Linked DNA regions of Homo sapiens: region 2 is linked to region 1. A link is an interaction called in ENCODE POLR2A ChIA-PET data of the cell type or tissue named here. Cell type or tissue: OCI-LY7. All regions are shown on one strand. Each heading gives the region's core, and the rest is flanking DNA. Links, peaks and the distances in the headings are about the cores only. Region 1 has its middle 3.2 kb from the start of LINC00690. Region 2 overlaps RFTN1 (raftlin, lipid raft linker 1).

What was found. Peaks named below come from ENCODE experiments on the same cell type or tissue, not always from the same donor. Only the 100,000 strongest peaks of a DNase experiment are listed, where the experiment ranks them.
Region 2: POLR2A ChIA-PET joins it to region 1 with 8 read pairs; 3 of 35 experiments call an interaction of 5 or more read pairs at or near these places.

The regions. Positions count from the first base shown.
Region 1 is chr3:16,531,685-16,534,493 of GRCh38, forward strand. No RefSeq gene overlaps it. Among named protein-coding and RNA genes, the nearest start is that of LINC00690, 3.2 kb to the right of the region's middle. In OCI-LY7, for the core only: no CTCF peak of the experiment used is centred there; no DNase peak of the experiment used is centred there.
Region 2 is chr3:16,422,835-16,425,643 of GRCh38, forward strand. All of the region lies in intron 3 of RFTN1 (raftlin, lipid raft linker 1), which reads right to left. Among named protein-coding and RNA genes, the nearest start is that of RFTN1, 89 kb to the right of the region's middle. In OCI-LY7, for the core only: no CTCF peak of the experiment used is centred there; a DNase peak (open chromatin) is centred at 1,702; H3K4me3 peaks cover 1,337 bases; H3K27ac peaks cover 2,500 bases.

The sequences.
Region 1 (2,809 bases), core at 68-2,567:
CATAAACCCACCTTTCAATCAGTCTGCAGCTCAGAAATACTACCTGATTCTAGACAGGCTTTTCAACGTAATAGGTTGAATTATTATGTCTTGTACATAAATTAAGACTTTACATTTTTATACTGCTATTTATAATGTATATAATGCAAATCCATGTAAACTATGGTTACTTTGGGTTTCTGCTTTCCTGAAGCCTCTACCATCTGCAGACAGCCTCTGATACCTAACAGAGCCAGATGCTTGTACTCATATTTGTCCAAAGTCTTGGACTCCCACCCCAAGCCCTAGCCTGGCCCCTCTCAACTTAGCAAAAATCCGTGAAGAGACCTTAAAGAGGAAGCCAGAGCTCACTGGGCAGGAACAGTCTCAGAAGGCTATTTGGCGGTGCTAGAAATAGAACAGAGCTTTGAAGGATGGGCTAGGCCAGAGGAGACAGAGAAGGGAGAGAGGCTATGGGGGTCAGCCCAGCATGCTTTGGGGCCACTGATTAGGCAGTCTCAGCTATGAGCACAAAGGGTTGGAGTAAATTTTTAGGGAAAATAATATTTCTGCATTCCCCGTGTCTAGGGATGTTTCCTTCAGACATCTGTTTTGGCTTCATTAGAAGGGACAGAGATGCTGTTTTCTATATTTTTGCATTGCCAGAGCTCAGCACAGTGACATATGGTAGAAATGCAATAAAAGTTCATTGAATGATTGAGTGAGTGGGTGAGTGAAAGCATTGCACAGGTTCACAAGATATTTGTCCTACTTAAGTGCTGATTTGTTTTCCAACATTTTATTATGAAAAATTTCAAACCCACTGAAAAATTAAAATCGTGGAGTGATCACACATACATTCTCCACCTAAATTCTAAATTTTACAGCTTATTGTGCAGGCTTTATCACGTATCTAGCCATCAGTTCAACCATCTATCTATCCATCCATTGTATTTTTTTATGCATTGCAAAGTTGCAGACATAAATATGCTTTACCTCTACTCATTTTAGCATGCACATCCTTAACTAGAGTCCAATATTTGTTGGCATTTCTGTTTTTCCTTGTTAAAATTTAAAAAATTTAATTATGGCCAAACAGACATAATATCAAACTTACCATCCTAACCATTTTCAAGTGTACAGTTCAGTAGCATTAAAAACATTCGCATTGCTGTGCAAACATCACCACCATCCATAGCTATAACTCTTTCATCTTGCAAAACTGAAGCTCCGTATTCATTAAACAATAACTCCCTCATTCCCCTCTCTTCCTAGCCCCTGGAAACAACCATTTTACTTTTTGTCTCTGAATTTGACTACTCTACATACTTCATATAAATGGAATAATACAGTATTTGTCCTTTTGTGACTGGCTTATTTCACTTTGTATGCGCTCCAGGTTCATTCATGTTGCAGCATGTGTCAGAATTCCCTTCCTTTTTAAGGCTAAATAATATTCCAGTATGTATATATTACACTTCGTTTATCCATTCATCTGTCATTGGACACAGGGTTGCTTCCACCTTTCGGCTATTGTGAATAATGCTTCTATGAACATGGGTGTACAAGTATCTGTTGAAATCTCTGTTTTTAATTTTTGGGGTATATACTCAGAAGTGGAATTGCTGGATGATATGATAATTCTATTTCTATTTTTTTGAGGAACTTCCATACTGTTTTCCATAGTGAATGCACAATTTTACATTACCACCAGTAATGCACGAGTTTAAATTTTTACACATCTTCCCAACATATGTTTTTTTTTTCATACTAGCCATCCTAATGGATGTGAAGTGGTGTCTTAGTACATTTTTGTGTTATTAGAAAGAGATATCTGAGGCTGTGTTCCATGGTGAGCAGGTCTATGCAAACCTACCCCCAAAGGCCAAGGAAGATGAAAGACCAAAGAAAGAAGCTGACAAATCCAATTTCTTAGAAAAAAAATATTTAACAGAGATTTATGAACAGAAGCATGTTTTGGGCAGCCATAAGACAAGATGGTGGATCCCCGCACTGTTATCCCCCAGGCCCAGGGCTTATATACCATAAGGAATTTGCCTAAGGACAGGGTTTATGGTAAATATGTGAAAATAGATATCTTAGAGGTATTCCCAGAACTGGGGTTAATAAGAAGTCATGGCAGATTAGCATCCGAGATGGAGTTGCTTTAGCCTTCACAGACTGGGTAATTTATAAAGAAAAGAGGTTTATTGGTTCATGGTTATGAAGGCTGCACAAGAAATATGGTACCAGCATCTGCTTCTGGCGAGAGCTTCAGGCTGCTTCCATTTGTGGCAGAAGATGGAGACAGCCTGTGTGTACAGAGATCACACGGCCAGAGAGGAGGAAAGAGGGACCGGGGGAGGTGCCAGCCTTTTTTGAACAACAGCTCTCATGGGAACTAATAGAGTGAGAACTCACTCATCCCCGTGCCTAGGGAATTAATCTATTTATGAGGAATCTGCCCCCCCCGACCCAAACACCTCTCATTAAGCCCTACCACACACTGAGGGTTAAATTTCAACACAACATTTGGGGAGGTCAAATTTCAACATGAGATTTGGAGGGGTCAAATTTCAACATGAGATTTGGAGGGGTCACATTTCAACATGAGATTTGGAGGGGTCACATTTCAACATGAGATTTGGAGGGGTCAAATTTCAACATGAGATTTGGAGGGGTCACATTTCAACATGAGATTTGGAGGAGTGAAATTTCAACATGAGATTTGGAGGAGTGAAATTTCAGCATGAGATTTGGAAGGGTCAAACAAGCCCAACTATAGCAGGTGGTATCTCATTGTGGTGTTGATGTGCATTTCCCTAATGAT
Region 2 (2,809 bases), core at 286-2,785, 110 kb before region 1:
GTGCTCTTGGCAAAGGTGGCTACCTAGAAGAAAATAAAAGTTAGACTCCTGGCTGGGTGCAGTGGCTCACGCCTGTAATCCCAGCACTTTGGGAGGCCGAAGTGGGTGGATCATGAGGTCAGGAGATCGAGACCATCCTGGCTAACACAGTGAAACCCCATCTCTACAAAAAATACAAAAAAAATTAGCCGGGCATGGTGGTTGGTGCCTGTAGTCCCAGCTCCTTGGGAGGCTGAGGCAGGAGAATGGCGAGAACCCAGGAGGCAGAGCTTGCAGTGAACCAAGATCACGCCACTGCACTCCAGCCTGGGTGACAGAGCGAGACTCTGTCTCAAAAAAAAAAAAAGTTAGACTCCCTGTCTTACTCCCTAACTAACCCACTGGTTCTCAAATCGGGGCAGTTTTGTCCTTCCACAGACATTAGGCAATGTCTGGAATCTGTCACAACTGCAGGGATGGGGGGTTTGCTGGTAGAATCTTGTGGGTAGACACCAGAGAGTCTACTAAATATCCTACAATGTACAGGACAGTCCCACACACAATTGTCTGATCCAAAATGTCAATAGTACCAAGGCTGAGAAATTCTATCCTTACCTACCTTAACCCTCACAGCTAAACAATTAAAGAGGAATGCTATTAGAAGACAGGTGCCAATGTGAAAACCGGTTTCTCCACTCATGAAACGTGTGGACACTGGCTTGGACAAGTACCACTCTGAGTCTCATTTCCTTCATCTTGGCTTAGGGGAATAAAGATAATATATATCATGAAGCAATGAACAAGGACTCCAGCCAGCCACAGCAGTAAATAAATGGTAGCTATGATGGCTATTATCAAAAATGAGAAATCATATGAAGAAGTACCTGCAAACACATAAATGTTCTTTACAAGAAAAGGGGGCATTATGTTCCTAAGAGATCCAGGTTGCTTGATGGAGTAATTTTGGAGACTTAAACTATAGCAATATATTACAAATTCCCCACGAACAGGAATCGTGTCCATCTCATTCTCTCTAACAAAGACTGCTACCTTAGCGGACCCAAAAGACACGTAATAAATACATTTTTATTTTGTTTTTAGGGAGCAGAGAGAAAATAACACACTGATAATCGTAGAACCATTATTTGCATATAATCATTTGGTGCAGAAACTGAAAAGACCCAGCCAGCCTGCTGAATGGGGCCATTTGGGGAGCTCTAAGTGGTTTGCAGTTGTAGCCCTATGTTCTGAAACCAGCTGGGGAATTAGCAAAGCTTCTGGTCCCACAGTGTAGCCATGGGGACTGGGGATGTTACAAAGCCCAGAAAATTCTCAGAATTCTCTGAGGATGTTTCTATAAGCTCTGGGGCCTCTGAGTTGAAAGATGATGTATTTCTGTGCCATGAGTCTCAAGATGGAACTTGAGTTCTATATTCACCACACACTCCCATTACCCACTCCAAACTTCGGACTGAGAAGTCGTTAATGACTTCTTCAGCCTCATTTTCCTAGACATAAAATGAGAAGTGGGGAATGAGGGAAGGTCATGGTATCTTTTGGTTACAAAACAGTGTATGTCTAAAACCTCTGCTGAAAGCACAGTAATGTTTTCGACAAATATTAACAACAGAAACAACCATCATGAGGACATAATGAGAATTAATTATAATACCGAAAACATACAGGAACAAAGCAAAGTGCTCTCAGACTCTCAGAAACAGGTGTTATGTGAATACAAGCTGCTAATTTGGTTTTTAAAGTCTTTGTAGCCATTTTAAGTTCCAACTCATGGTCGATGATAGGAAGTGAATGAAATGATGTATTCATATTTATAGCATATTTATCATATTTTCATATACTTATAGCATCTTTATAGCATTTACCTCTTTGTAAATGGTTCCATCTTTCAATCATTTAAAATATAAAATTTGGACAGATTTTAGAGACAATCATTATATAAAAATCTCATGAACATTTAAATCATTAATAATGTACTTATATACATCTAAACATTATATCTCACCTACTTCTGCATTCATATCTAAAAGTGTAAAACTCAATGACTAGTCTCATCCAGGACCCATCACTGGTAATGCCCATTATATCTTTTTCAGCTTGAAAAACACACAAAAAAAATCTAAGTTACTTCTGATTGACAAAGAGGAAAAAATGTCAATTTTCAATTCAACAGAGTTGAATAGGTAGACTATTCAATACAAGACTCCCACAAAGATTTAAAGTAAGACAATCTGAGTTCCTATATTTAATATGAGACAGACATATAAATAGAAAACTCCAACGCTTTAGTAAAATTATTTGCAACTAAATTACCTACACTTATGCATACGATTCTCAAAATCATGTCCCTGTAGTCTACCTTGCAATGCTACCAAATAAATCTTCCTAGAGAGTCAATTTTTACTTAAAGATTGTATGTACATGTGGGAAGAGGGGGCCTCTATTTTATTTAAAAACAAATACAGACATTTCATGGTACTGAAGTATTCACCCAAGTTTTAAGATTAACAGGAAATTTCAAAGAAATTCAGTGCTTGTGCATTTGTTTGGGTACCTGCTCACTGTTCTCTGTCATTTCAAAATAGTTCTGGGGAGAGGGTGGAAATCACTAGTGTGCTAATTCTCTCTCTCAGAAGAAACAAACAAACAAAAAATAAATAAAATGTGAGGAAAGACACAGGCCAATCAAGGGCAGCTATAGAACAGGAGTGGGGAAAATGAGCTCTCACACCAACCATGCACGTCTCCTTCTTGTTCTCTCCACCGGGGTAAAGGCCAATGCTTTGGAGGAAGAGAACAAGAGTAACTCGGC